Linked DNA regions of Mus musculus: all the other regions are linked to region 4. Evidence: chromatin loops called from intact Hi-C (ENCODE). Cell type or tissue: heart. All regions are shown on one strand.

Evidence for each region. Peaks named below come from ENCODE experiments on the same cell type or tissue, not always from the same donor. Only the 100,000 strongest peaks of a DNase experiment are listed, where the experiment ranks them.
Region 1: a loop joins it to region 4, with 4 times the contacts of the local background. A loop is called at or near these places in 3 of 42 quality-filtered maps.
Region 2: a loop joins it to region 4, with 3 times the contacts of the local background. A loop is called at or near these places in 8 of 42 quality-filtered maps.
Region 3: it touches region 4 in a loop (2.9-fold over the local background); 6 of 42 quality-filtered maps call a loop at or near these places.

Annotation. Positions count from the first base shown.
Region 1 is chr4:8,663,686-8,671,685 of GRCm38, forward strand. No RefSeq gene overlaps it. Among named protein-coding and RNA genes, the nearest start is that of Gm8273, 20 kb to the left of the region's middle. In heart, CTCF peaks have their summits at 1,910 (motif pointing left) and 3,168; a DNase peak (open chromatin) is centred at 3,176; H3K4me3 peaks cover 334 bases; H3K27ac peaks cover 734 bases.
Region 2 is chr4:8,640,678-8,648,677 of GRCm38, forward strand. Gm42253 (a long non-coding RNA gene) reads right to left here and starts at 4,169. Exons shown (of 4, transcript XR_881099.1): 1 at 3,873-4,169; 2 at 2,943-3,038; 3 at 2,287-2,369. It overlaps Gm8273 (predicted gene 8273), which reads right to left and starts at 6,780. Exons shown (of 1, transcript NR_168732.1): 1 at 6,286-6,780. In heart, CTCF peaks have their summits at 62 (motif pointing left) and 3,238 (motif pointing left); DNase peaks (open chromatin) are centred at 6,524, 6,854 and 7,784; H3K4me3 peaks cover 2,274 bases; H3K27ac peaks cover 2,056 bases.
Region 3 is chr4:8,506,648-8,514,647 of GRCm38, forward strand. No RefSeq gene overlaps it. Among named protein-coding and RNA genes, the nearest start is that of Rab2a, 25 kb to the right of the region's middle. In heart, a CTCF peak has its summit at 3,678; a DNase peak (open chromatin) is centred at 3,824; H3K27ac peaks cover 354 bases.
Region 4 is chr4:8,377,474-8,385,473 of GRCm38, forward strand. All of the region lies in intron 1 of Gm42252 (a long non-coding RNA gene), which reads right to left. Among named protein-coding and RNA genes, the nearest start is that of Gm42252, 38 kb to the right of the region's middle. In heart, a CTCF peak has its summit at 3,388 (motif pointing right); no DNase peak of the experiment used is centred here.

The DNA of each region.
Region 1 (8,000 bases), 290 kb after region 4:
TCGAGGGGGTCGAGACTCACAGGTTGAGAACCTACTCATCTAGCATCGCGTGAAAGAAGATTAATCATATTTTTGCATGGTTCTTACATGAATAAAATTACTAATGGTCACTCTGTTCTATGTTTCTATTATAGTAGATCCACTACCTGAATGTACTGCTGCCTATCCTCCCTTCTTTCCTTCCTTCCTTCCTTCCTTCCTTCCTTCCTTCCTTCCTTCCTTCCTTCCTCCCTCCCTCCCTCCTTCCTTCCCTCCCTCCCTCCCTTCCTTCCTTCCTTCCTTCCTTCCTTCCTTCCTTCCCTCCCTCCCTTTCTGTGTTAAGGATGGAAGCCAGGGCCTGTGCGTGCTAAGGACATACTTGACCAGTAAACATCAACACAGTCTCTTCTTCTCTTTAAGTCTGAAAATTTTCTTTTTGTTCTTCAAGTCTCCTCCGAACCCTTCCTCAACTCTGAAAATGTATTCCCTGGTTCTCATTCCCGTCACATGAGGAGAAATCTCCATATACTTTCTATGTAATCCCTGTAACACAACTGTGTTTCCCCAGGTACATGAGACTTGTGGGGTCGGAGACTGTAGCTTATATTAATTTGTGCATCATTAGACTCTGACACAGAGCCCAACATAGCAAATATTGATTGACTAAGAAGACTTTTTTTCAATGCATAGTAGCACAAGTCTTTTAATTGAAACTATATATTTTCAGACAATATAGTCTGATTATGGTTCCCCTCCCCCAGTTCCTTTCATATTCTCCCCAACTCCCCACTCACACAAATCCACACCCTTTCTTTCTCTTTTCCTCATTAGAATACAAACAGGCATCTAAAACTAATTTTTAAAAAATACAGTGCCGGGCGTGGTGGCGCACGCCTTTAATCCCAGCACTTGGGAGGCAGAGGCAGGCGGATTTCTGAGTTCAAGGCCAGCCTGGTCTACAAAGTGAGTTCCAGGACAGCCAGAGCTACACAAAGAAACCCTGTCTCGAAAAACCAAAAAACCAAAAAAAACAACAAAAACAAAAAATACAATAAGATAAAATAACAAACAAAGCAGAATAGGACAAAACAGTCAAAGGGAAATCACAGGAAACACATGTAGGTGCAGGGGACACACACAGAAGCAAACACGGCAAAGGAAAGCACAATGTATATGCAAAAAAACTATACAACAACAACAAAAAAGAATAAAACGAATACTCAGACAAAGCACTAAGGAACAGGGAACCTACAAAACTGCCATTGCGTTCATTTTGTGTTGGCCTTCTACTGCTGGCCGTGGGGTTTGTCCTTAAGAGCGGTTTCTATACCTAGTGAGAGTCCATTGAAAAGGGTAAGTTCTCCTTTGCAAGTGCTTATAGACTGCATAGCACTTCTCTAGGGATGGGGAGCTTGAGTGGTCACCCGTCTTTAATCCCAGCACTTGAGAAGCAGAGACAGCTGTGTGTCTGCAAATTCCATGTCTGCCTCATTTACATGTGAGTCCCTGGCTAGCTAGGACAGTGTAGTACAAACCTGCATCCAAAATAGATGGATAGGTAGGTAGATAGATAGATAGATAGATAGATAGATAGATAGATAGATAGATGATAGGTAGGTAGGTAGATGATAGATAGGTAGGTAAGTAGATAAAGATAGATTTGGTCTAATTGGTGATAATTTAGCTAAAATTTTGGTTCATTATGTTCTTACAAACATTGTCATCTTTTTATACTCCACAATAAGTTGCTAATTTAATACTTATACTAATTAAAACTAGGTTTGGCTGCAATATTAAAATAATATTAGTATAAAAAATAGAGGGCTGGAGACATGGCTCAGTGGTTAAGAGCACTGTCTGCTCTTCCAAAGGTCCTGAGTTCAAATCCCAGCAACCACATGGTGGCTCACAACCATCCATAATGAAATCTGGTGCCCTCTTCTGGAGTGTCTGAGGACAGCTACAGTGTATTTACATATAAATAAATAAATCTTTTTTAAAAATAGAACATTTTGAGGCAGATGATGGTGACACAGGCTTTAATTCTAGTTCTTGGGAGGCAGAGACAGGCAGAGGCAGCTGGTTTGAGTTTGAACTTAGCCTAGTGAACAGAGTGAGTTCCAGGACAGGGAAGGCTACACAGAGAAACCCTGACTCAAATACACACACACACACACACACACACACAAAAAAAGAACATTTATTGTTGTTTTGTTTTATGAAATAGTTTTCACTATGTTGCCCAGGCTAGTCTCCAACTTAGAGGTTCAAGTGATCCTCCTGCTTCAGCTTCCACAGCTGGGATAATAGATACAGCCTCACTAAGCCTTGGCAGAAAAACAATGTATCCCAGCCCCACACAAATTCAAGGCTCGAGTGGGCTTTGGTTTTTTTTTTTTAAGAATTATTTATTTTATGTATATGAGTACACTGTCGCTGTCTTCAGACACGTTAGAATTGGGTATCAGATCCCATTAAGATGGATATGAGCCACCATGTGGTTGCTGGGAACTGAACTCAAGACCTCTGGAAGAGCAGTCAGTTCAGATGGCTTAGCCAACCTCTAAGCCATCTCTCCAGCCCCAAGAGTGCTTTTCAAATGAGTCCCTATGCCATGTCTTAATTCCAGATCTGTGATAGAGGGGAAGCTAAGACACTAAAAGTCAAAATTCAACACCTGCCTTGGCAACTTAGTGAGATGTCTCAAAATATTAAGAAGTAAAAAGAGTGGGGGGTGTAGCTCAGAGGGTTCAATTAGCATGCATGTTTTTCTTCGGTTTTCAGGGAGGGGCAGAGGAAAAGAGGGGCAGGCACAGGGGTGGGGTAGGCAAATGTAGATTTCAATGTATCCTTCCCAACTCTTACCCTTATCAGAAGGCCACGCTCCATACTTCTGGAGCATTTTAGCACAAAGCAGGTGAATACGTTTCCAGATACAGGTTTTCCTGTCTTAACCGGCTCTTTGGCCTTAACATCAGGATGAGACAGACATGGTATGAGGTAGAGTGGAAATAAAGGCGATGAGTAGAGAGAAGAGAACAGTGTTTACAAAAAATGTTTCCCGTTCTAGCACTCCATGGGGCCTCTGCCTGTCGCAGGCTGTGTTTTCTTTGAGCTGTGTCTCCCCTTAGCTTTGGGGGCTGGGCTCTCTTCCAGCGCTAGTATCAGACAGCTGCAGTTCCACCTCCAGCAGCTGGGGGGCTCTATTCCACCACGGCCCACTCAGAGAAGCGATTAATTCTCACCCTTTTCCTGTCACATAAAGGAGGTGACTTCAAAGGCCACAGAACATTCTTCTCAACAGTACAGAGGGTATAGACTGCCACCTGCCTGCCCGTTTGACACTAAGGGGGCCCACCCTGTGCTGCTCTGGCCATCCTTGTTGTATGAAGCTGATTCTAACATCAGACACCTTCCACCAAGACCTCAGAAACCCAGCTCCCTTCCTTAACTCTCTCTGGATTTTTTTTTTCCAATCTCCCAGAGTTTTGGAGCAGGCTGCTGGACATCTCCCATCTCTACCTAGCTGAGGACAGTGTCTCCTGCCCCTCAACTCCCATCCTTCTGCAAAAGGGCTCCCTTGTCTTCGCTGCCCAAGTTCCTCGTATCCAAATAAGGAAGCACACAGCTTCCACTGTTCCCGTTGCCACTGGCGCTTCTTGCTTAATTATCTGTTCTCTGGTTGCATTCTACACATCATCATGAGCCGAACATGATGATGTCATCATTGACCTCCAGATGACCTCAGTGGACAAAGACCTTAGATTCCTCCATTCCACCGGGGCACCATTGCCACTTCCAATAGTTTTCTGTCGCACTATACACTCTAGACCTGTCCTCATTTCTCCTTCCTTCCTTCCTTCCTTCCTTCCTTCCTTCCTTCCTTCCTTCCTTCCTTCCTTTCTTTTTTCCTTTCTCTTTTCCTTTCTTCCTTCCTTTCTTTCTTTCTTTCTTTCTTTCTTTCTTTCTTTCTTTCTTTTTTTCTACTTTTTTAGACAGGAAAAAAGGAACTCACTATCCTGGAACTCACTTTATAGATCGGGCTGGCCTGGAACTCACAAACATTTGCCTCTGCCTCCAGGGTGCTGAAATTAAAGGTAAGCACCACCATACCTGGCTCTATGTCCTTATTTCTTGTGACCATTCTGTTGGGAAATAAAACACCCACACTGCCATTGGACATTTAACTTTGTCTTGGGTGGAGCATGGTGGGTTTGTGCATGGCTTCCTTTGGCACAATGAGTTCTATACGGTTGGCACAATTACTATCTCTGCCTCACAGGTAGGTAAGGATGGAGGATGCTGGCCTTGGAGTTCTTTGGAGGTAAGAGATGAGCTCAAGGTGACAAAGTTAGTAGGCCACAGCTAGACACAACCCCAGCACCGTGAAGTTTCATCAGAAAAGCTTCCTGCTCCTCTTCAAGAAGATGGTCGTTCAGATGCTCTGGGCTTCACCAACAGCCTTCCTCAGGACCCATGTCTGCACTGTCTCGCCACATAGGGAAGTACTGGACTTTCAAATGGCCTCATGAACTTTTTATAACGAAACAGAACATACACAAAAGTAGAAAGAAATGTGCAGTGTTGCCTCCCTCCCTGGGTATTATAAGTCCAACATACATCAATGTATGGCCTCTCTTGTCTGTGCTCCACCATTTCTTCACACTGTTAATGCAAGTCCCAGAGGTCACGTCAGTTCGGCTTTAAGCATAGTTATGTGTGCATGACAATCCAGCCATCACCAAACAGCACCTGGTCTTATAAGATCAAAATGGAGCTGAGAGAACCCTGATACCTATAATGTCATAGCCACCCTAAAAGTCTTAGCACATTATATCACTCTTGTATTTGTGGTGACACTGATGTAAATATACCTACCGGTCAAGTGCAGGAAGGCCCTGGGTTTGGTCACCTGCAACTGGAGGGAGAAAGGGAGGAAGGGAGGGAGGGATAGATAGATACTATCTTGGAGAGAGGAGACTGTAAAGGAAGATTTCAAGTTCACAACCCGTCTGGGCTTCTTTGAGAATAATGTCAAAAAAAAAAAAAAAAAAAAAAAGAGCCAGGTGTGCTGACATACACCTTTAATCCCAACACTCAGGAGGTAGAGGCAAGTAGATATCTGTGAATTCAAGGCCATCCTGGTCTACAAAGTGAGTCCAGGACACCCAGGGCTCTGTTACACAGAGAAAAACTGTCTCAAAAACAAAACAAAAAACAGAACAAAACAAGCAAGCAAACAAACAGAAAGAACAGTACATGTGGTTGTGCACAGGACATAAATACTTGACTATGGTAATAAACCATTATGTTGCTGGTCTGTGTGTTTGTCTTTTTGTATCATTTTATGTGTACTCTTTACAGAGGAATGCTTTTGTAAGCAGCACATAAGGAGGGGCCAGCAGCAGCAGCCCCTCCTGTTGATCATGCCTGTTGGTTGCATCAACAGGCTGTGTTGAATGACAGACCTGGACCTTCTAGGTCACTGTACCTACCAGCTGCGAGGTTCGTCCAATGACAGCTTGTGTAAGGATGTGCTTCTCAGGATATCTTCGTGGTGCCTAAGCAACAAATGATTGTATATCACTATATGTATAGGACTCAAGGCTCATCAATCAAAAGACTGAGCCTCCATTTCTCAGCAATCATTAACTGCCTACGATTCTTCATCCAGGGATGGGGCCTTGTGACATTCCCTCCATTCACACTGGCATGTCAACTGGCATTGTCATTGTTAAGACTTGCTTAGGCTGAGATATTGTTGAGATCTCATGGGTACAGCTTCCCTGTCATATATAGAAGACACTATCTTTAACCGGGATGTCTCCGTCTTCTGGATCCTATAATCTTTTCATGTTCCCTGAGCATTACCTGTAGGGTTATGCAGTAGATACATCAACTGTGGCTGGACACTTTACAGTAAGTCCTTCTCTGAAGTTTGGCCAGTGTGGCCTGCTGTAGTGGTCTCCAACTATTCAAAAAAGGTTCTTTGGTGAGGCTTGAGGGCTACATTTTTCTGTTATCTGTGGGTGTGAAATAAATATTTAGTAAGTAGTTAGAAATTATGTTGACTTAGGAAAGTGACAGTAGTCGGCAAGGTAGATCACTGAGTTTGAAGCTAGCCTGGTCTACAGAGTGAGTTCCAGGACAGCCAAGGCTACACACAGAAATCCTGTATTGAAAAACAAACAAACACCCAGCAGTGGTGGCACACGCCTTTAATCCCAGCACCTGGAAGGCAGAGGCAGGCACATTTCTGAGTTCGAGGCCAGCCTGGTCTACAGAGTAACTTCCAGGACACCCAGGGCTATACAGAGAAATCCTGTCTCAAGAAGAAGAAGAAGAAGAAGAAGAAGAAGAAGAAGAAGAAGAAGAAGAAGAAGAAGAAGAAGAAGAAGAAGAAGAAACAAAAACAATAGTAGTAAAGAGAGAAAGAAAAAATAGATCTAATGAATTAAATTAGAAGGAGGCTTAGAGAAGAGGAAGATCAGTGGGAGGGGAAACAGGCCATGGTAATAAGGGATTGAAGATCATATATATATGATGTCATAATAAGGGCTGGAAAGATGTCTCAGCACTTAAGAGCACTGACTACTCTTCCAGAGGTCCTGAATTTAATTCCTAGCAACCACATAGTTGTTCACAACCATCTGTAATGGAATCTGATGCCCTCTTCTGATGTGTCTGAAGACAGCGACAGTGTACTTACATAGAACAAATAAATATTTTTAAATGGGGGTAGGGGAGCAGAGGGCTGGAGAGATGGCTCAGCAAGAGCACTGACTGCTCTTCCAAAGGTCCTGTGTTCAAATCCCAGCAACCACATGGTGGCACACAACCAGTAATGAGATCTGATGCCCTCTTCTGGTGTGTCTGAAGTCAGCTACACTGTGCTTATGTTTAATAATAAATCTTTAGGTTGGAGCAAGCAGAGACTGAAGCAAGTCTGACTGGAGCAAGTGGGGCTGACTGGAGCATGGCCGACCAAATTGAGTGGAGTTGACCAGAGCCAGCAGAGGTCCTAAAAATTTAATTCCAAACAACCACATGAAGGCTCACAACCATCTGTACAGCTACAGTGCACTCATATACATAAAATAAATAAATTTTTTAAAAAGATGTCATAATGAAACCCATTGGCTTGTACAATTAATCAATGCTGAAAATTAAAACCAACAAGCAACAGGACGCAGACTGGACAGTTCAGCTGTTAAAGATGTGCTCTTTAGGTGCCTTCTAAAAGATGAATATTAATCCCAACACTTAGAATGTTAAAACCTGTTTCTCTAGTCTCCCTTTAAAGTTGGTAATGCTAGTAGGCTATTCTGAAGAAGTGGAAGCAAGATGATTACAAGTTCAAGGCCAGCCTGGTACATAGTGAGTTCCAGGCCTTTATATGAGACCCTGTCAAAAAAAAAAAAAAAAAAAAGTCGGCAGTGGTGACCCGTGCCTTAAATCCCAGCACTAGAAAGGCAGAGGCAGACAGATCTCTGAGATTAAGGCCAGCCAGGCCTATAGGGTGAGTTTCAGGACAGCCAGGACTACACAGAGAAGCTCTGTCTCGAAAAGCAATCAATCAATCAATCAATCAAGAACTCATATAAAGATTTTAACCACAAAATCATCAATATGCCTAAGAATTAAACTATTATTTTTTGTTATAAAATATCCCATGAGATGAAATTTCTTCAATTGTCTCATGAATTAAAAACATCCTTACTCGTTTATTTGTATTGCAAGTGTGTTTGTGTCTGTAGGTATATGCTCCCGTGGAGAGATCAGAGAATGTGTAGTGGTGAGCTCACTCCTATCATATGAGTCAACTGACGGAAACTGGGTCTGCAGGCTTTTCAGCAAAGGTCTTTTCCCAGTGAGCCATCTTACTGGCCTCTCTTTTTCTTATCTGTTCCTCATATTTGGACTCAAATAAAACCCATAAATTACAGTTAGGTTAATGAGGATTTCTATATCCTCTGCCCCTTGCCATCAATTTATTAAGAATAACAGACCCTCACTGGGGA
Region 2 (8,000 bases), 260 kb after region 4:
TCCAGAGGTCTTGGTCAAATCCCAGCATCCACATGGTGGCTCACAACCATCTGTACTGAAATCTGATGCCCTCTTCTGGAGTGTCTGAAGACAGCTACAGTGTACTTACAATAAATAAATAAATAAATAAATAAATAAATCTTTACAAAAGGGGAGAAAGAAAGAAAGAAAGAAAGAAAGAAAGAAAGAAAGAAAGAAAGAAAGAAGGAAAGAAAGAAAGAAAGAAAGATGTCAGAATGCCTAGGCTAAAGGAGTTCCCTGGTCCTCAAAATCTACTGCCTAGAAAAGTGTTTTCTTGGGGTCAGTAGCAGAAGTTGATGCCACACTAGCCTTTGTGGTCCAGGCTACATCTTCATCTGACGACAGAACCGGGTGATGCCATAAATATTGTCCATGTGATTTTGAAGGCATGAAAGATGCAAGAAAGAGTACAGTTAAGGACAGACATTATGTGGCTTGGCTCAAACTCCTATGGAGAGGCCTACAGTCGGAGAAAGAAGAATATTGGAGATCTTAGGACTCAGACATCGTACAAGGAAAGCAGCAATTTGGAGTGGAGTTGGCTTAGGCCTAAGAGAGAAATTGTGTGTACTTTAGCTAGCAGAGATAGAGTTGGAACTGCCTTTTGTCCAAGCCTTTTGGAACTCAGCTAACTATATCCTGTGCCCCAGATGCTGGACATGGTATTCTGGAATGTGTATTTACCCTGCTTTGTTTTAACTCTGATGTGATTGTTTTATGCCAAGTTCTTTCCTTTTGGAACAAGGAAGTTTTCTCTGTGACCTTATATGTTGAAATGATGTCACTTAGTTTTTATTTTATAGGTTCTTGTGGTTAAGGGATTTGAACTTTAAAAATGAAAACAATCTTTTTATTTCTGGGCATGTGTATGTGTATCTGAATCTCCTCAGATTCCCTCAGAGGCCAGAAGAGGGAGTCAACCCCCACCTCTCATCCCCTTCCCCTTCCCTGGAGCTGCAGTTACGCGTGGTTATGAACCAGCCAGTGTGGGAGGTGAGAACCAAACGCTGGTCCTCTTAACCACTGAGCCATCCCTCCAGGCCCTGGGAGTTTAATTTTAATGTATTACAATGTTTAAAGACTATTGCAACTTTTAAAGTTGGACTGTATTATACAATAAACATGAGACTTCAGGGACAAGAAAAAGTCAGTTGAAGTCGGTTCTGTATTAAGGTACGGACAGTGATGGTTACTTGTAATTATCAACTTGACACCATCTTAAATCACCTGGAGAGAGTCTCAGTGAGGGACTGTCTAGATCAGGTTGTCCTGTGGACACATCTGTGGGAGATTGTCTTAATTCTACTATTTGAAGTGAGAAGACCCATTCCCCAGGCAGAAGATTCTGTACTATATTGAGAGAGAGAGAGAGAGAGAGAGAGAGAGAGAGAGAGAGAGAGAGAAGAAGAAGAAGAAGAAGAAGAAGAAGAAGAAGAAGAAGAAGAAGAAGAAGAAGAAGAAGAAGAAGAAGAAGAAGAAGAAGAAGAAGAAGAGGAGGAGGAGGAGGAGGAGAAGGAGAAGGAGGAGGAGGAGGAGGAAGAGGGAAAAGAGGAGGAGGAGGGGAGGGGGAGGAGGGGGAGGAGGGGAAGGGGGAGGAGGAAGAGGAAGAGGAGGAGGGGGAGGGGGAGGGGGAGGAGAGAGCATGAGTGAGCATGTGCTCTGGATGGGGGATGTGAAGATGTTCAAGCTCTTCTTGCCTTGACTTCTCTGCAATGATGGACCTGGAATTGTGAGCCAAGGTAAGTTCTTTCTCCTCTAAACTGCTCTTGTGGAGGAATTTTATCACAGCTATGGGTAATGAACACCCTGCAAACATGTAACCACCATGACGGGCTGACTACCTCTTTCACTCCATCTGTGGTGGAGCCTTGTATGAGCATGACAGACCAAAGAAATACAGGCACAGCTGCTGCTAGACTGGTCACCAGGGACATGCCACTTAGTCAAAGGGACACGTGGAATAAAGCAAGCCAACAATAAAAAAGGATGCTGGGCCTTGTGATGCAAGTCTGTAACCCTTGTACTCAGCAGACTGCAGTAGGGAATGGGAATTTCAAGGGCAGCTTGCACCATATGGTGAGTTCTAGGCCAGCCTGGGATCCAAGAGACTCTGTCTCAAAAAAAAAAAAAAAAAAAAAAAAAAAAAAAAAAAGACAATACTCTTGTCAACTGAAATATGTTTGTTGTCTGCTAATGCAAATAGTCCCCAAACTCCTTCCTAGCAAACCTGGCTCTTCCTCCTTTCTCCATCTTCTGAAAGGTTACCTGTGAGCACTGGCCTACACTGAATGATGGGATTGCACCAGCCACAGCATGACCTGGAGGAACAGGTACCATACAGCAGTTGCCTAGAAAGGAGAAAATACTGAGAGGGAGAAAAGTCTTCAGGAAGAGGGTGGGAAAGTGACCAGACACCAAGAAGACTAATGTGTGTGCCTCTATTCATGCCAATGAGCTATGTGCCCGAAGACCTTAGACAATTCTAGTCTGAAGGGAATCCCTGTACACAAAATGACATGGATGTTTGCAGGCTGAGGGTGTGGTGTACGCTTGTAACCCTGTGAAATCAGGGTCATCCTTAGCTGTGTACTGACGTCAGCCTGAGCTGCATAAAACCCTGTCTCAGCACACAAACCAACGAACCTGGAGAGGCGGCTCAGCTGTTAGGGGCACTTGCTGCTTTCTGAGGAAGTAAATGTAGATAGCAGAACTTAGACTGGATGGATCACAATCACCTGTAACTTCACTGCTGGCGTGTGTGTGTGTGTGTGTGTGTGTGTGTGTGTGTGTGTACAGATGGACTAACACACACACACACACACACAGCCCTAAGAAAATAAAACAAACTTCTTTAAAACAAAGAAACAAAAGCCAACCAGAAAGCATGGATGACCAAGGGTCAACTGTGGAGGTACACTAACCTGGCCATAGAACTCAGAAGGCAGATGTAGAAACGTCACCTCAAGCTTAAGGCATGGATTACAGTTTCAGGCTAAGCTGGCCCACAGAATAAGACCCTGTCTCAAAACAATAACAGGTTCAATAACAGCCAAAATGGTTCAGAGGATAAAAATTAGTTGAGGGGGGGGGGGGCTGGTGAGATGGCTCAGTGGTTAAGAGCACCAACTACTCCTCTGAAGGTCCTGAGTTCAAATTCCAGCAACTACATGGTGGCTCACAACCATCCGTAACGAGATCTGGCGCCCTCTTCTGGAGTGTCTGAAGACAGCTACAGTATACTTACATATAATAAATAATTCTTTTAAAAAAAAATTAGTTGATCACCAAAACACAAGGTGAAAGGAGAGAAGCCACTCCAAAGCTGATCTCTAACCCTCACATATGAGCGTCAGCATTTGCACCCACATATACATATCACACGCACGTGTGCACAGAGAGACAAAGAGAGATTTAAAATACAATAAAAAATATGGAAGTTTGACTTTCTATAGAAACATGAAATAAAAATGAAATTTATGTCTGTTTAGTGAATGATTGAAAATACAGTCAGAGGGGGGACCTGGGACAGGAATCCCAGCTCTCCACCCACTGACTGTGAAACTACAGGCACACATCTACCTGCTAGGGCTTTTCAAATGAGAGTCACTCCAGTTTGCACATTTCAAATAGGCATAGCAGTAATCCTTGCATGCCCTCTCAAATGTTTGACAGAACATAAAAAGATGCTTAGCACAGTATCTGGCACACAGCAAAGTTTCCATACATAACGTTACTATATATATAACTCATGGTTATATGTGAGCTGCCAAGACCAAGCTCCTGACCCAAGTGCAGACCTATTTGCAGGGCAAACAGTAGACTGTAGCATATCAGCTGCTGCTTGTACTTACCAGTGGCTTTTATTTCACTCCAAGTCAGCTCTACATTTCAGCCATTCACTCAATAGCTCACAAGTAAAAAGCAGTTTACCTACAAAAATCAATTCATTTAAATGGTAGAAATTTTCATAAATTTACTTCATTCAAATTCCTCCTGTTTCACTCCTGGGGATAACTACAACCTTTTGTCGTTTACTTTTGGATTATCACAAGTGTGAACTACCCATACTCAACTACTTTTAAATAACAATAATAATAATAATAATAATAATAATAATAATACCAGGGTTGCTTAACTCAGCAGTTAAGAGCACTGAGTGCTCTTCCAGAGGTCCTGAGTTCAATTCTCAGCAACCACATGGTGGCTCAAAACCATCTGTAATAAGATCTGATGCCATCTTCTGGTGTGTCTGAAGACAGCTATAGTGTACTCACATAAATAAAATAAACAAATTAAAAAAATACCAAGAAAATATGTGTGTGTCCCAACTGATTTTTTTTTTTTTACTTATTTTATGCATATGAGTACACTGTAGTTGTCTTCAGACATACCAGGAGAGGACATCAGATCCCATTACAGATGGTTGTGAGCCACCATGTGGTTGCTGGGAATTGAACTCAGGACCTCTGGAAGAGCAGTCAGTGGTCTTAACCACTGAGCCATCTCTCTAGCCAGTATCAGCTGGTTTTAAAACACTATTTGGGGAGCTGGTTGCTCTTCCAAAGGACCCAGGTTCAATTCCCAGCACTCCCACTGCAGTTCACAAGCCATTTGTAAGTCCAGTTCCAGGAATATAACACTTCTTCTGACATGGTGAGCATGTGGAAGAGAGAACAAGTTTAGAAGACTCCATTTTCTCTTCTCCCATGTGAGTCCTGAGAGTCAAACTGAGACTACCAGACTTGGTAGCAGGTGACTTTACCCACTGAGCCATTCCATTACCCACTCAGCTTTTTTATCCCTATACTGTAATGGCCGAGGAGGAGGGGGGGGGGGGAGGAGGAGGGGGGAGGAGGGGGGAGGAGGGGGGAGGAGGTAGCAGCGGTGGCAGCAGTGGCCAGGGCTGCCATTAAAGGAAGCTGCAATCTTTTACATTTTCCCTTACATTTCTTATCGCTTCCATTTTCCATTTCCGTCTCCTCCCACCCCCCAGCACAGATTTAAGGAAGGTCTGTAAAATAAATTTATTTAGCACCAAACCTCATTTGGGAGGAATCCCTCTAACAGGAAATGAGCTCATGTCTCTTGAAATGAAGCGTGTCATTAACTTCATCTTCTTTTCTGGAGGCTTCTGTTCCTGCTTTTGTCATTTCCATGTCTTTAATTCTCATTGAGTATTCAATTAAATGAAACCAGTTATTTTATATTTTGAAGAAGGCATGAAGCTAAAACACCATTTCATACAAGCCTGTTTTAACTTCAGAGTAATTTTCCTCTATCCAGTTTCTTGATAAGCAAATACTGAATTTATCCTAAGTTCTCTGAACATTTTCCATTTATTCATATCTTATTTCCTGTGTTTCTCTTTTTCTTCATTGTCTTTTCACTCCTTCATTTTAAATAAAATCTACTACTTTGATACTTGGAGTAAAAATAGAAAAAGTAGTCACTTTTATTAATTTATGAAGTTAGGAGGCACAGTGTCAAGTTTCATTATCGCATTTCATACAGACATACCATACCTTGTTATTAGTCAGTGTTCTATCTAAACTATTCTTTTGTTTTGTTTTGTTTTTTGTTTTTTTCGAGACAGGGTTTCTCTGTGTAGCCCTGGCTGTCCTGACACTCACTCTGTAGACCAGGCTGGCCTCGAACTCAGAAATCTGCCTGCCTCTGCCTCCTGAGTGCTGGGATTAAAGGCGTGCACCACCACGCCCGGCCCTAAACTATTCTTTATCTTATTGTTCCAGCACCTAGGAGACGTCTTTAGGGTAAAAGAAAATCCTTTCACTTTGCTCAGAAACGGGGCTACTCTTCAAGCTTCGGTACTTTCTAATTTCCCTTTATTCCAATATTGGACTTAAATGATTAGAAACACGATTAAAACAAATTCCATATAAATTTTTTCAAAAACAATACAATAAGTGTCATTTCAAGGGTTTTTTTGAAAAGTCTCACCTGTTCTAAGGATTTCAGACACAAAAGGACATCTTAAAATTTTAAATCTAGAATCAGAATCAAGGTATTTTAACAGTATAAACAAACTCGGAAAGCTATTCGGTCTCATTTCAATTTTACCCACGTAGAAAACAAGCATTAAGAAATAAACCTTCTTCTATATCTACACCACACACACACACGCACACACTTTTTTTAATAGACTAGTTAATTTTGCTTAATTAAACGAACTGTCACAGGTTCTAATTAACCTTAAAGACAAAACGAGTTGTTTTTACAAGTTGGCCCTTGTGAAATCCCTTAATATCCATTTTAAAAGAAATCTTTAATGTCGAACACAACAATTTTATTTTTCCTGTTGAGGACCGTATAATTTTTAAACCGCACCTCGACGCCATCGCCCCTATCCGCGATCTCAAACAACTTAGCGTTCCCTTTCTAGGGTCCCCGATCGCCAGGCCCGGGCCGTCCAGTGCAGGGCCTCGCCCGCACCATTTTGACCCGGCAAAGGCGGAACCTACGACGTGCAGCATTCTGGACGCCTCCGCCAATCACAGGGACCGGCCGGCTGCGGAAGCCGGGCCTCCTCAGGCTGCCCGGGCCGCCCGCTCGCTCGGAGCGCACGTCGCGGCGGCTGCGCGGCACTGGCCCTTTAAGCCCGCGACATCCGGGCACCGCGGGCGGCGGCCTCGACCAGAGCCCGGAGGTCCGCGAGGCGGGCGGCGAAGGCAGGAGGGCTCTCGGGACGCAGCCTCGCCTGAGGCAGGTCAAGGACGCCCGAACGAGGGTCGCGGACGCTTCCCCGCGGGGCCGCGCCGCGCGTGTCCGCACCGCTTCCTGCGCGCGCCCTGGGGCGGGGCTATGCGAAGCTAGCCAATCAGCGATGGGCATCCTGGATCCGCCCCCCCCGAGCCCTGGGGAGGGCGGGGCCGTGGGAAGGGCGGGGCGTGGGGGACCTGCTAGCGGAGGTGGGGAATGGGCTGGGAGGAGCCAGTGGTGCGGGCCCGGGCTGCGGGTGCTGTCTCAGTCCGCGGCTTAGCAAACCTGGGGCACCGGCCGTGTTCTTAAGCGATTCCCCAGAACCTTCCACGGGCAAAAATCGGGAAAGTTTGCACTCACTGGTAGAGTACGACTATCTTCAGTTTCAGTGTTTTGAAAGTGGATGCATAGTTTGAATGCGGTATTTATTAAAATTGCAAGTTGGTCACTCAACTGTTTAAATACTGGAATTGGAAGAAACAAGCGCGATACTTTTTTAAAGCAAACACGTTTCTATGATATAGTCTTCTCGGGGGTCGGGGATCTATTTGATCAAGATTCTGTGTCAACTGTTCGATGCTCTGAGTTGGTTTGTGGGCACCACAGGCGTGTTAGCGGAAGATTATTTCTAGGACTCACGGTGACCAACTCCTACCCCAAAAATCTCATTTCTCGTCCCTCAACGAGAACGCTGGAGCCCCTACCTATCTATCTCACTGCTGGTCTTGGGTTCCGAGTATTTTTGAAGAAAAAGAAAATAAATATTGTTCGGCTGTGCAGGCGACTCTGCATCCTCTCGCCGATCTTGTCCCACTAGCCGTGCGCCCTCCTGCTTCCAGACCACCTCTGTTCTGAAACCCAGGCGATTTCACTTGGAGGCTGAACATCTCTTTCACATGGAGCTCAGCACCGATCCTCAGACCTAGTTTCATATCTCAGCCATGACATCTCTACTTGGTCATCAGCCCCTCAAGCCAACTCATCCAGCCCCAGAATCCGTTTTCGTCTGCTCTTCCGCTCAGGGCTCCCTCCGGTTCGGTGCGCGCGCCCGGCGTTTCCACCCGGATCCCCGCTGTTACCTGCTCACTGCGCGTGTCCCACGCTTCAACCCTTCCCCCACCACTACAGTGGACTAAATGGGTGGTGCTCCTTTTAATCCGATCACTTCCCTCCCGTTTAAAATCTTTTAAAGGAATCGTTGTGGCCCTCAGGATAAAAAATACCTTCTAAAAAAATCCACTCAGTGCTCTGTCTGCTGGGTT
Region 3 (8,000 bases), 130 kb after region 4:
TGGTTTAGACCCTGGGAGCTCTGGGAGTACTGGTTGGTTCATATTGTTGTTCCTCCTATGAAGCTGCAAACCTCTTCAGCTCCTTGGGTTCTTTCTCTAGCTCCTCCATTGGTGACCCTGTACTCACTCCAACGGTTGGCTGAGAGCATCCACCTCTGTATTTGTCGGGCACTGGCAGAGTCCCTCAGGAGACAGCTGTATCAGGCTCCTGTCAGCAAGCAGTTCTTGGCATCCACAATAGTGTCTAGGTTTGGTGACTGCAAATGGGATGGATCCCCAGGTGGGGCAGTCTCTGGATGTCCTTTCCTTTAGTCTCTGCTCCACACTTTGTCTCTGTCTCCTCCAAAGAGTACACATGGAGGGATCCATGGCTCCAGCTGCATATATAGCAGAGGATGACCTTGTTGAACATCAATAGGAGGAGAGCCCCTTGGTCCTGAGAAGGCCTGATGCCTCCGGTGTAGAGGAATACCAGGACAGGGAAGCAGGAGTTGGTGGTGTGATGGTTTGTATATCCTTGGAACAGGGTGTGGCACCATCTGAAGGTGTGGCTTTGTTGGAATAGGTGTGACCTGGTTGGAATGGGTGTGTCACTGTGGGTGTGGGTATAAGATCCTCACCCTAGTTGCCTGGAAGTCAGTCTTCCACTAGCAGCCTTTGGATGAAGACATAGAACTCACAGCTCCTCCTGCGCCATGCCTGCCTGGATACTGCCTTGCTCCCACCTTGATGATAATGGACTGAACCTCTAAACCTGTAAGCCAGCCCCAATTAAATGTTGTTTTTTATAAGACTTGCCTTGGTCATGTTGTCTGTTCACAGCAGTAAAACCCTAACTAAGACAGGTGGGTTGGTGAGCAGGGGGAGGGGGCAAGGGATAGGGGGTTTTCAGAGGGAAAACCAGGAAAGAGGATAACATTTGAAATGTAAATAAAGAAAATATCTAATATAAAATAAAAGAATAAATAAATAATTTTTTTAAAAAGAGTGGCGCTTGCACATCTGGCTTCCCACTGCTGCTATTTGTTCTGCCTGGGCCCACAGCCTATGCAGCCTATCAGTGGGTGGCACTGCCCCTGTACAGGGCAGGTCCTTCACCTACACATGCTGTCTCCCATATGTCAGCAACCTGGAAACACCCTGACAGGCAAATGCACAAGTGTACTTTCCTGCTTTAAGGGAAATATCTCAGTTCAACCAAACTGACAATCAGATTTAACCATCACAGCAGATACGGATTCAAATGTGACAGAGCCAGACTCACGGACCTTCACTGAGAACCCCAGCATGTGAGAGAATAAGGCAGGAGGACTTCAGTAAGTCTAAAGTTGCCCCGAACTACACAGTCTAGATAAATAAATAAATAAACAAACAAACAAACAGAGCTAGTTTTGTTACTTTTCTTACTACTATCACAAAATACATAAGAGGACCAATTTATGGTTTCTTTGGCTCATGACAAATGACAGATGACAGAATGGCTCCCTGGCAAAGGAAGTGTGTGATGGAACTCTTCATATCAGATGAGATACTGAGAAAAGAATCAGAATCAGTGCCTGACTATGACCTTCAAAGATGTACCCTGGTGATAAGTTCTGCCTGGTCCAAGTCCTGAAAAATGCCACAACTTTTCAAAACAGCACTGTCAGCTGGGGGGGGGGGGGGGGCAAGTGTTCAAACACATGAGCTTGTCAGAAACACTTCACTTCAAACCAGTACAAAGTAATCTATAGTTGTTTTTACAAACCGTCTTAGAGTTACTGTTACTCTGATGAAACACCATGACTAAAAGAAATTGGTGAGGAAATAATGTATTTGGCTTACACTTCCATAGCACTGTTTGCTATGTAGGGAATCAGGGCAAGAACCTCGAGGCAGGAGCTGATGCGGAAGCCATGGAGGAGTACTGAGTACTGCCTTGCTCAACCTGCATTCTTACAGAACCCAGTTCCACCAGCCCAGAGGTACCTCCATCAACAATGACTTGACCCTCCCACATTAATCACTAATTAAGAAAATGTTCTACAGACTTGCCTGCAGCCTGATCCTGTGAAAGCATTTTCTCAACTGAGGTTCCCTCCTCTCAGATGGCTTTAGTTAGTAGAAACTTGACATAAAACTAGCCAGCACACAAACCAAGTCTTCTATGCACAGAGATAAGAAATGACTGCATTGATACAGGAATGAAAACATATACCAACATGTCAGCTGAATAAATTCTAAAGTATTAGGTGATAGGTGAGCATGGTGGTTTGAATGAGAAATGGTCCCCAACAGGCTCATATGTTTGCATTCTTAGACCCTAGTTGGTAGAAATGTTTGGGAAGGATTAGGAGGTGTGGCCTTGTTGGAGGAGGTGTGTCACTTGGGATGGGCTTTGAGGTTTAAAAACCCACTCCAGACCCAATCTTTCTCTGCCTCTAACTGTAGATCAGGATGTAAACTCTTAGCTACTGCTCCAGTGCCATGCCTGCCTGATACCATGCTGCCTGGTATGTTGGTCATGGACTCAACTTCTGAAATTGTAAGCAAGCCCCTGATTAACTTTTATTAAGTTGCTTCATATCTCTTCATAGTAATAGGAAAGTAAATATGACAGTGAATTTTAACATTATCTTTTCAATCATTTGTATTCTTTTTTTTTGTTGTTGTTGTTGTTGTTGTTCATTTTAAGACAGGGTCTCAGATGTCAGGCCAGCCATGAAGTCATCCTGTCAATGTTTCATATCTCTCCTTGTACTTCTCAAGTGCTAAAACTAGGTGTCTGCCAACACACCCAGATAAACTTGGTTTAATAAGTATTTATCTTATAAAAGTTTAAAATGGATGTTGATTGATAGTGACAAAATTGAAAGTTCTTTGTTTTGTATTTCATTTTGTTTGGGTGCTAGAGATTAATATAGGGCTTTATGTATGCTAAGCACATCCTCTGCTTTTGAACTATGCTTTAACCCCAAACTCAAGACTTTTAAAGAGATATCAGTCATTCACTCAGAATATAGCCCAGATCCTAGTACACATGAAGCCCTGAGATTGAGCCACAACACCACACACACACACACACACACACACACAGAGAGAGAGAGAGAGAGAGAGAGACAGAGACAGAGACAGAGACAGAGACAGAGAGACAGAGAGAGGGAATGCACAGAGATAAAAACAGAATACAAGACATAGAAGGAAAAACAAACACTTAGAGTGTATCCAGTATAAGCTGTGATGGTTGGTATTATACTCCAGCTCCCAGGGCAGGATATTTAAAGCATATATCCCACAACCAAGAATGTAGCTCAGGCTGTAGCACCTACAAGGCTGTTGTTCACATTCTAAAACAACAACTACAACAGATAGAAAGTAGGAAGAGAAAAAGCAAACAGTTAAGAGTATAAAAGCCTGCATGAGGTAGAATAGATGATGGACGGATTGTCATCCTCATAGGATCAGGGTCACCTAAGATTCAAGGCTCTGGGCGTGTCTGTGAAGGAGTTTCGAGGTCAGGTTAACTGTGATAGGAAGACCCACTCTGAATGTGTTCTTTGGGGCTCAGCTACTTTAAAAGTTACTAGACGGAGGATGAATCAAGGACAGAGCAGGGGTTTGTTTGTGGTTTTAGAGCCTTTTCCTTTAAGAAAAAGTGAGGCCCCTGGCCCTGCGCAGGTGCTGACACAGCGCTCCTTCAGATCAGCGCTGGAACTGCAGGGGGCTGGAACTGCAGGGGGCTGGACATGCAGGGCGGCTTTTCATGGAAGCTGCTGCTTTCAAAGCCTAGTGATCCCACTCCAGCTTTTGCTCACTTTTTCCTTGGCGCTCTCCCACGCATTCAGGGCTTACTCATCACAACCACTTCCTGGACACCCCTGCTCCAAACCTCTGCTCCTTCCTGGCCCTCTGGAATGTTCTCTTACCGCTCCCTCGCCTGTCAGGATCATGTTGACACACCCATTGCACTGCCCCAACTCTCTCCAGGGCTAACTTTAGTACCTTAGGGTTCTTCACATTTCCGGAGCACGGAGTATGGAACCTGACTGACCTTGGCGTCAGACTGAGAGAGCCAAATCAAGGTATACTGATGAACTAGGACACTATACAATGTGTCATTTCTAGATTAGCCCCCAGATACAAATAATTACAGAAAAGAAAGCACATTCATTCTTCCTAATACATAAATCCTCCTACCAACACTGCCTAGCTTCCGTGTAAATATAACAGATGTAGATTTCTATATTTTTGTTTGTTTGTTTTTCACATCAGCAGGTCTTTGTAATCAATATCTGCTTTTCAGTCTACAGGGACAACTATTAGCTTGATTCTATTCTTGAATGTCATGTGAATACGTTGAGAAGGAGGATCTGATCAGACCCAAGTTGATCATGATGATAATGAACTATGCTTCATAGAGCGGAATGACCGAGAAGTCACTAAACAGCAAAAGTGGTGGTAAATGTTTAAGTGTTTGTGTGTGCCTTGCTCCTGGAGCCAATCTGCTTTTCCATAATTTTGGATCCTTTTGCATTGTGTGACATGTTGATACCGGCTGGATGGAAACCGGGCCGCCCAGGACTCAACATAAAGAAGAACTGATCGACTTTACTGCAGAATTTACAGCTCTGAGCATGGGTGAGCGGGAGCCAGAAAGAAGCACAAAGCCTGTCTGTCTGCCTCCCGCAGGCATTGTGAAGTTGTCCTTGGCTTTGTGAGTCAGAGGGGTAGAGTAGCCTTAGTAAGTCAGGGGATCGCCAGGTTCGTGATGGTGACTGACATCATGGGAACGGGATCTTATTGCAAAAGAGTAAGGGAAGGCAAATGCAGACGGTATATACGTAGCAGGGAAAGGAAGAGCCCATCTGTCTTAGCCCATTTTGTGTGACTATACATGCATATCACAGAACAGGCAAACGACAAAGAACAGAACTGTATCTCTCGACAGTCTAACAGCTAATGTTTGCACCTCGTGAGTGCTTTGTTGCTGTGTCCTCACAGGGTCCAGAGACAGGCAAAGGGCAAGCTCTTCATTCAGTGCACAACAAAGGACAGTGAATCAACCCAGCCAGACTTCTTACACAGAAGAGCTTTTCTCAAAGCTTTATGACCACACATGAGATCATAGTTTGGGGACCCAAGTAGGCAGCTCCAACAACCACACTCAGCTGAGAAACTTATTTTCAAACTCTTTTAAACAGTAATATTTGGATGGTGACTTATACTCCATTTCATTTCTACTCCAACTAAAGCACATCACATCAGCTGGGTGTGGAGTTCAAGTCTGACACTAACTGTGCAGAGCAGGCAGAGACCTTACAGATCCAGAGCCAAGTCCTCTACAAGACAGCCGTCACCTCATACAGTCAGGCTTCCCCAGGACATCCTCGCTTCTCACTGCCTTAGTAAACCCAGAGGCTCCATAACATCCTCAGATCTGATCGTTTGCTAGAGCATGGTATTTACAGTAACATTTTATTATAAAGAATGCACATAGCTGTATGAGATGCTTAATTATAAACCCACAGGAAGATTGAGAAAGGAGGATTCAAGCCCAACTTGTGTTACGCAGCCAGACTCTCTCTCTCTCTCTCTCTCTCCCCCCCCTCACCCCCTCTCTCCTCTCCCCTCTCCCCTCTCCCATCTGTAAGACCAATGAAATGAGATGGCACAGTAAATAATGACACTTGTTGCTAAGCCTGACCTGAGTTTCATCTCTGGAATCACATGGTGGAAGAAAAACCCAACTCCTACAAGCTGTTCTCTTCTACCACCAAGGCATGTGTGCCCACATACATGTACATACACTAATACAATTTTAAAGGGAAATGAACATGCTTAGAACACCTGAAATCCAGAAAAGAACATGGAACAGCACCCTTTCAGCACATTACTGTGGTTTCATTATGAAACTGATAACTGATTAAGTCCATAACCATGATTGATTCCTACCTCTGACTCCTCTCCCTGCAGTGAAAGTGCACCCCAGTCTCCTCTCTCCTGCAACTTCCCCCAAAGAAATAATAGTGTTAGCTAATACTGGCTAGAGTAGTTTTGCACTAATCCCTGTCACACACAATAAAGAGCCACACCTCTTGTAGATTTCTCAGCCACACGGTCACCTTCAAAGCATGCAGGTTGCATTTTAAGTTTGGTCTAGTTAGGGTTACTATCACTGAGATGAAACACCATGATGAAGACAAGTTGAGCAGGAAAAGACTTATTTGGTTTACACTTTAATATACACATATATGTATATATATAATATATACATAATATACATGTATACATATATACATGTGTATATATGTACATAAAGTATATACAAGTATATAATTAATTTTCTTTTATATTTGTCTTAGTCGGGGTTTCTATTCCTGCACAAACATCATGACCAAGAAGCAAGTTGGGGAGGAAAGGGTTTATTTGGCTTACACTTCCATACTGCTGTTCATCACCAAAGGAAGTCAGGACTGGAACTCAAGCAGGTCAGGGAGCAGGAGCTGATGCAGAGGCCATGGAGGGATGTTCTTTACTGGCTTGCCTCCCCTGGCTTGCTCAGCCTGCTCTCTTATAGAACCCAAGACTACCAGCCCAGAGATGGTCCCACCCACAAGGGGCCTTTCCCCCTTGATCACTAATTGAGAAAATGCCTTAGAGTTGGATCTCATGGAGGCATTTCCTCAACTGAAGCTCCTTTCTCTGTGATAACCCCAGCTGTGTCAAGTTGACATAAAACTAGCCAGTACAATTGACCCCTTGTCAACTTGACACACAAACACATCACTAGTAAGCCTCAACCCTTACATTCTTATTCATCTCCAAGATCTAAATAACTTTAAAGGTCCCACAGTCTTTACATATTCTTAAAATTTCAATCTCTTTAAAATATACATCTCTTTTAATATCCAAAGTCTTTTTGCAATTAAAAGTCTCTTAACTGTGGGCTCCACTAAAACAGTTTCTTCCTTCAAGAGGGAAAATATCAGGGCACAGTCACAATCAAAAGCAAAAGTCAATCTCCAACCGTCCAATGTCTGGGATCCAACTTACAATCTTCTGGGCTCCTCCAAGGGCTTAGGTCACTTCTCCAGCCAGGCCCTTTGTAGCATACTCGTCATCTTCTAGGCTCCAGATGCCTGTACTCCACTGCTGCTGCTGCTCTTGGTGGTCATCTCATGGTACTGGCATCTCCAAAACACTGCATGACCCCTTCAGTCCTGGGCCATCAATTGCAACTGAGGCTGCACTTTCACCAATGGCCTTCCATGCCCTCTCACAGTGCCAAGCCTCAGCTGCTCTGCTCAACTCCTTCATGCCTTCAAAACCAGTACCACCTGGGTGACCCTTACACATTACCAAGTCCAGCCACAGCACAAGGTACAACTTTGGCTATATCTGGAACACAGCCACTGTGCTCTCAGAAAACACTTCCCAGAAGATGTCACCTCAGTGATGCTGGTCTCTTCTTAGTCACCGCTAATTTCTTAGCTCCAGCTAACCAGCATCAATAGTCCCAGTAATGCAAAGTTTTTGCTTTAGTAGTTCTGGTATCTTGTTAATCACAGCTGATTCTTCAGCCCCAGCTAACCAGAACTACAGAATCTTCACAATCAAAACAGCAATGGCCCTGAAAAGAGTCTTTAATTTTCCCTCTGAAATTTCACAAGCCAGGCCTCCATCTTCTGCACTGTTCTCAACATTATCTTCCAAGCACCTACAAAACATCTGACAGAGCTCTTAACAACGAATGGATCTTCAAGCCCAAAGTTCCAAAGTCCTTCCACAGACCTCCCCAAAACATGGTCAGGTTGTCGCAGGAATACCTCACTCTGCTGGTACCAATTTGTCTTAGTCAGGGTTTCTATTCCTGCACAAACATCATGACCAAGAAGCAAGTTGGGGAGGAAAGGGTTTATTTGGCTTACACTTCCATACTGCTGTTCATCACCAAAGGAAGTCAGGACTGGAACTCAAGCAGGTCAGGGAGCAGGAGCTGATGCAGAGGCCATGGAGGGATG
Region 4 (8,000 bases):
TGTAACTCCAGCTCCAAAATGTTTGATGCCCCCTTCTGACCTCAACAGCCACTGCATGCACATAATGCCCATACATACAGGTAGGCAAAATGCCCATACCTATAAAAATATTTTAAAATTGCCAAAAAATAAATAAAAGTTATAGATATTTTTAAAGGCCACATTGAGATATCTGGGGTACAAAAAAAAAGTGCTACATTTGTTATAGTCAGCATCACGCAAGCTTCCCCAGGACTGACACTGCAAAACACCCTGCAAAAGTGCAGACACTCAGAAGCCAAACAGCATAGCACCTGAGGTCGTGCTAAGACCTGCTCTCCACCATAGTACACAAAGCATCAAGCAATAGCCGCACACCTTGACTGCCCTTCATCTGAGGACATCAAGATCCTGCCAAGCAATACTTACTGCCACTCTGGTGCACCAAGCACCTCAAAAGCTCTGTGCACATGACCAACAGTGTTCACATATGAGAAGCCCAAGGTGCCATGCTTGCTAAAGGTCACATAGCTGAATGGGATGAAAAACTGATCCGTTGTTTTACTCCAGTGTCCTCCTCCACCGTTTCTATAAAAGGTGAGATGTGTCAAACTCATGGTCATATTTAACTAAAGTCCATGTCATGAGGTGCTCAGTGGAGTTTGGTTTAATTACCTCACCCTCTTCCAAGAATGGTCCCTGCAGACACATAGGGGAACTGGATCCTCAGTCCCCAGGGCTAAGCTTTCTTTGTTCACTAGATCTTTTGCAAACTTGTATCAAATCTTGTATTCTATAAACTAAGCATCAGGTATTTGGGAAAAGGAAAAGCAAGCTCACATAGTGAAGTTTTTTTTTTTAATGTAACAATTGATAAAGTAGTATGTAGCTTTATGCCGCTAGACTTGGCTGCAGGATTCAGTTAGGAAGTGGACCTCAGTCCTCCTAACACTGGGACCCTTTATCTGTTCCTCATGGTGTGGTGATGCCCAATCATAAAATTATTTTCATCATTATTTCATAACTGTAATTTTGCCACTGTTATGAATTGCAAATATCTGTGTTTTCCAATGGTCTTAGGTGACCCCTGTGAAAGGGTCACTTAACCCCACACAGGGGTCATAATCCATACGTTGCCACAGACTGAACATTGCTGAGTTAGAGACTATGTACGTACCCCTAGTACAGTGCTGGCCTTCCATGCACAAGCCCTGGGCTTCCTCCCAATGTACCCACAAAAGAGAGATCCATTTTGATCGTGAACATTTTTCAGACCATTTGGATTCCCTCCACAGGATACCACAGAATGTGAGGGAAAGATGTTTGTCTGGTCCAGGTGTACACACTCGGCCTTCCTTCCAGAAATCATTCTCATGTATCTCGTCTAGTTAAAGATATTGGATGCTGTTCAGACAAGCCATTCTTACATCTTCTAGGATGCTTAGCTACTTGCAGAGTGTGACCTTTCATGGAGTGAACATGCTCGGAGTCAATTCTGCGTGGGAAGTCGTCTTGCTATGCTCCCCAAACCTGCTAAATTCAAAGGAAGACTAGGTTCGTTTCCTAGGTAAAAGTGCCACAGACTGATGGCTTAAGCAACAGACTGTGGGGGGTTTATTCCAAACCTTGGCCGTTGGAAGTCAGAAATCCTAATGCCTGCAGCGTTAGGGTTTGTAAGCCTCTGTCCTTGGTGTGCAGGTGCATGCCTCTCTGTCTTCACCCATCCCTCTTGTTTCTGCATCTCTGTCTTCACCCATCCCTCTTGTTTCTGCATCCAAATTTCTTCTCCTTACAAGGACATCTGCTACACAGGTTTAGGGCCTATTGTAATAGTCTCATTTTCATTTAATTACCAGCTTAAAGACCTCTCTAAATACAGCCACAAATTCAGGCGACTCAGGGCTAGAACTACAACCTGTGAACCAGGGATGAGGATGGACAGTTCATCCCATAAACAGAAAAGGAGAGAGAAAATAAAGACACCATACAAATGAGTCTTCAATTCTAGGAGTGAACATTCCTTGGAAACCTGCTACTCACAGGTATCCAGTGACTAATTCCCAGTGCAGCCAGCCCCTCTCTCTCCATCAGCCTTCCCGGAAACTCGTCCACCGGTATTACCATCTAGACAAAGTTTCCATAAACTTCTTGGATTTGGCCAGCCAGCTATGGCTTCCCTACCCAGATAGCTCAGCGTGATCATCATGTCGGTTTAGCATTCAGCATGACCATCTTCAAGATGTACCCAGCATGGCCATCTTCCCTGTAACTCTCAGACTCAGCCATACAAGATATGAATGCATGATGTGCTGGCATCATTGCTGTCTTCAACACTCAGCCAATGTGTCTGAGCTACTTGGAAAGATCCATCCTCTTAACAGCTGATATGATTCTCATATTTTGTTTACTCCAAACATGGACTCTTGCCTTCAGGCCTCATAGAGAGCAGCATTCCAAGAACATATTAAAAATGTCTGACATAGTGTGCCCAGCAGACAAAGTGTTCCAGTGTACTGACAGAGGGTTGGGAGAGCCATAACTCACACATAAAGATCTGTGGCCTCTCCCAGACCACCCTGTCTCACGCTTCACTTCTGACTTGAAAGCCAGAGGCCTCTGACCTAAAGTTCAAATTGACTTGAAGAGACTTCAGGCTTCTATTTTGGTTTTCATGCAAGGAAATACAAATTTAAGATATACCAGAGCTGAAAGGATTCTCAGTGGACAAGAGTCCACATGCATGAAGACTTCGGTCTGGATCTTCCAGCACCCACATAAAAAGCCCTGAGCATCTCAGGCACCTGTAACGCAAGTGCCAGCTGGGAGAAGTGCCTTATGGCTTGCTCAAACCCAGCAAGCTCTAGGTTCCATGAGACACTCAGTCTTAAGAGACTAAAGAAGAAAAATAGAAGACATTAATGTCATCCTCTGGCCTCTACATGTTCATGCATGGATGCACTCATCTGTTCACACACACATACACACACACAAAGCTATATACATATATGTACACATGCATGTGCATACATGTGCCTGAAAATGTTGCATTATTTCCCCCTCTGATCTACATAAAAAGTAAAGTTTACTGGAATATAAAATAAATCCTGATTAAAAGTTAAGACATATTAAACAGAAACACTTTTAATCATTTACTGTCAAAAACAACTTAAAGTTATTGGATCTGTTATTTGTACTCTTCCTCACATATTTATGCTGGTTTCCAGATAAAATGGGGTGTGTCTCATGGTAAAAACATTTGTCTTAGGTCCCTAGAGACTATAGAGATCTATGACTTTACTGCACTGGATCTTTCCCTCCTGATTCTTGTAGTTTTAGATATCTGTCCTGAATGTAAGACTGTAAATATAGAATAAATTAGATGTAGGAAAACAAATGAGCACCAGGGGGCAGCATAGACCTGATCCTGCACTGGGTCTTGTACAGGTCCAAAGTGACTCTCTACTGAAGACATATCAGAATCTGAAAGTACTCAAGAGTCCCTACCCAGAAGCCCCCGGTAGCAAATTCGTGACCTTTCTATACGGTGCTGAATTCCAACTTTCTGGCTGAATCCTATCTGAATTCTTATTGGTGTGGGGAGTCACCCCAGATAACAGTGCAGAGAGAAGTAGCACTCATGACAAGATCTGAATTCAAGTTCCAAAGTCCCGGGTGTTTTTGCAGGGGCAGAAGGCAGAGAGACATGACTGCACAACATGGGGTCAGGGAGCCATCAGGACCCCAGCCTTGGTCAGGAGACAGCAAAGGGGAGATTAAACCTTAGGAAGCTCAAAAGAATGCAAGCTAACATGTTGCACCTTTTGTTAGGACTTCTCTCTCCAAAACTTCATGACTAGAAGAGAAGGACATTCGAGAGATCAGCAAATGAGACAAAGTAGCTGAGGCCTCGCTGGTACTTGCTTTGTAGCCTGGAACCCAGAAGTATGGAGTCACAGAGAACTTAGCCAGCCTCACTCTCTGTGGGACAGGTAGCCTCCTAGTTTATCAGGTACCCGTGTGATTTGTTCTGTCAAGCTGTAGGGTGAATGGAGCAAAGGAGTGTGGCTTGGGACTGAGCCTGGGGCAGCAGTGCTCACTCAGCTCCTGGCTGCCCCTGCGGTTCCCACACACCGGCTTGCATTCATCCCTGTGATTGATGCTCCTGGAGCAGCCTGGAAACTCTGCCTGTGAGCTAATTATTATGGGGGACTGACCTGCGTCCGCTGGTCAGGAGTGAGTAAGGCGAGGGGTAGGTGAGAGCTGGCTATTCACAAGAGGGCAGTCTTTGATGCGAACGAAGCGGAAAGTTTGGCCGAAACTCAACACCTCTCAGAAGTAGAGATTAGTCAAAAGGAAGAAAGGAGAAGGCATTGTGGAAGTCTTCAAGGAGGAGACAAAGATGCCTGTGTTTTGTATCGCTCAGCTGCCTCAAGAAAATGTCCATTGGTTTTCTTTCCACTCCTTTTTACATTTTAAGTGGAATCTAGTGAATGTGTCTTTTCAGAGTTCCCAATTCTGCCGTTTCCACTACACCTCATGCTGCCATGTTAATGAAGCGTCATCTTTCCAGAGAGTGTGGGAACAAAACCTATTTGATGACCTCTCAGAACAAACACTGAGTCCTCCAAATATTTCCCTGAATTAAACCCTCTACCCCACAGTCTATTTCCTTTTTAAAATGCCAGTTTGCCAACTACTTCAAACCAACAAACAGGGCTTTCCTTCACCCTCAAGCCAGAGGGCCCCTGTGGAGTCCCACACTCTATGGGAATTCCTGAGGAGCAGGCATGAAGGCAGCTACCCTCAGGGTTTAGTAGCAGCTCCGGTGCCCAGGATGCAGGACATCAGCCTTGTATCCTGCAGTCACAAGAATGAGCGTGTACAAAGACGTGGAATGACCTTGCAGATTATTCCAGCCCCTCAGGGCACAGATGAAAACAGAGCCTGGAATGGAAAGGCAAACAGGTGCCACATGGGGTGCTGCAGGCAGAACGGGAGACCCCAGAATCAAGGACAACTGGGCAAAAGCCATATTCCCCACCCCTGTCCTAAATGAACTGAATGGACATTTCTAGAGGCAGGATCTGGGAACATGTATTAAAACAGCACGGTACATCATGTCTCCAAAAATGAAGACATTACACAGAAGAATTAGCCCCAAGAGGAGGAGGAGAGGCTCGGAGCTGAGTTTGAATCCCAGATCTGCCCTTTGACAAACTGGTGCCTCTGAACTCTGTTTTCTTGGCTGGCCCTGAGAAGATGTGAGTACCTCACTGTATGTAGAAATTCTTAAACCCTGGGGGCTAGCATGCTCTCTGCCACCTGGAGGTGGGAAGTCAACAAGACTGCTAGAGTTGAGTCCTGGAACCTCTGGCTGTGAACTGGGTGAGCTTGGACACACCATTGGTCCTCCACAAAATCTCCACCCAAAAGTGCAGGTGATATTCCCTCCTGACAAGAGTGGTTATAAAGATAATATCACACACACACACCATAAAATCGAGAAATGGCGCAACCACCCTAGGGCTTTGCAAAAGGCAGAATCAAAGACAAGAGATTAGTTCCGTGGAGAACAGGAGCTCTAAGCAGGTAAGTCTCACAGGTATTAGCTGCTGCAAAAACAAAGGAAGGTGGTGGCCTGAAAGAGCCCCAAATCCAATGTCACTAGTCACAGGTAGAGCCATTGTGGGGTACGGTAATTAATATTGCACTGAAGAAATAGCTGCTTCTGCCTTGGAGATGCCACAGGAGACAGGTGGGGAAGAGGAAGGCCCTTCCTTCCCTTTACCCCACTCTCCGGTCTCCTGCCCACAGGAGGCGTAGTCAGAAGATGCAGAAGTAGAGTGACTAGGGACAGAGCAGATGCTGGGCCTGAGCAGGTCACACACACGCACGCACACGCACGCACACGCACACGCACGTGCGCGCACTTACACACTCTCAAGCACAGAGGAAGTAGATTGTCTGTGCCTTTCATTGTAGTTGTTAGCAAACAATAGCAGCCCCAGTGGGCTCTTTACAAGAAAGGTGAGCTGGCTTCATTATTAAAGTTGTGTGTATTACATAGAGACAGCATTTTTCTGCCACCACACAGAACACTCTGAGATGGTGAGTAATACATTATTTCACAAGAAACTGTGGTGCCGGGAAGGCAGAGACCTGAAGGTACTCTGTGCATTTACATGTGCTAAACAAGTGCTGGGTGTGTTTGTGTGACCAAATAGGATGCTGTCACAAAGGTAATTGACTGACTCACTACATTGTGCTCATTAGCTTGGGGATGTTTGTTGGTTTGGGGGTTTTTGTTTGGGGGTTTTGTTGTTGTTATTGTCTATCAGACTGACACAAACTAGGGTCATTTGGGAAGAGAGAACCTTGACTGATTAATTGCCTGCATCAAATTGATAACTATAGGCAAGTTATCAAATAATGATATAGAGACACGCCCAGCCCGCTGTGGGCAATACTAATTATGGCCAGGCGGTCCTGGGTTGTATGAGAAAGCAAGCTGGGCAAGCCATGAAGAGCAAGGCAGAAGCTTCTGCCTACAGGTTCCTGCCTTGAGTTCCAGCTCTGACTTCCATCCCTGATGGATTGTCAACTGTAAGATGAAATACACCTTTTCCTCCTCAGCTCACTTTGGTCAGTGTTTTACCACAACACTAGAAAGCAAATGAATAAATCATGTACAGTAAGTATAACTACTGTGGTGTGTGTGTGTGTGTGTGTGTGTGTGTGTGTGTGTGTAGGCATGTGTGTAGTGTGAGCATATGTGTGTGTGTTTGTACATGTGTGTATGTGTGTATGTGTGTGTGCATGTGAATGTGTGTATTTGTGTGTGGTGTGTGTGTATATATGTTTGTTTGTGTGTGTGTGTAGTGTGTGAATATGTGTATGTGTGTGTGTATGTGTGTGCATGTGTGTATGTGCATGGATATGTGTGAGGTGTGTGGTGTGTGTGTGTGTGTGTGTGTGTGTGGTGTAGTGTGAACATGTGTTTGCCAGTGTGCCTCCCATGCAAGTACTTGTGGAGGACACAATTTGGTGTTAAGTATGTCCCTCTATCGCTCTCCAACTTGTTTTCTGAGTGAGGGTAGCAGGACTGTCTCAGACCCACCACCTCCTGAGTAATGGCATAGAAACGTATTACTTATGACAATGTAGGCACTATAGCTGGGTACCTGCTAACTCATCTAACTTATTTTAGTCCACGTCTGCCACATGGTCCATTACCTCTCCTGTAGTCCGGGTACCTGTTTCTTCCACTTTCGAGTCTTGCTGGCAAATCTTCCCTTGCCTGCTTCTTCCCAAAGCCCATCTCTGCTTGGAAGTCCTGCCTTTCCTCTTTTGCCTCAACTATAGGCTGTCAGATCTTTATTAAGCCAATCAGAAGGTGAAAGACATGTGTGTTTACAAAATACTAAGGCGGGCGATAATCCATAAAAATAACCAAAGTCCACATAGTACTCATCTCTCTGCTGGTACAGAAATCAGCATTTGAATTATGCAAAGACAAACTTTAGAGAGTGCACAAAAAGATTTGTGCACAGAAAATGCACAAAAATACCCTCCCTGAACCTGGAGCTGCCATTTTGAATAGACTGGTTGTCCAAGAACTACCTGAGATCCACATGTTTCCCACACACATGCTAAGTGCTGGAGTTACAGGCACACACTCATCTGGCTTCTAGGTGGTGCTAGGAATCTGAACTCAGGTCACCATCTTTGCCCAATGAGCCATCTGCCCCGATCCTAATTGCTTTTTTTTTTTCTACTAACTTTTCAAATTCATCATTTGCTTTTCAGGAATTTAGATCTAGTCCAATCTGAGTAAATGTTGCTAAGTTTCTGAGCTCAGTACTAATAAAAGGATGTTCCAGCAAACATGTGTGAGAACCACCATGATGGCAATGTTTTCCCTAAAAAAGCATATGTGTTTTCACAAGCTTTGTCCTTTTTCCTATCTCCGCTCATGAGGGTGATTAAACTAGTCCCTTCATAATAATATAACATGTATACTC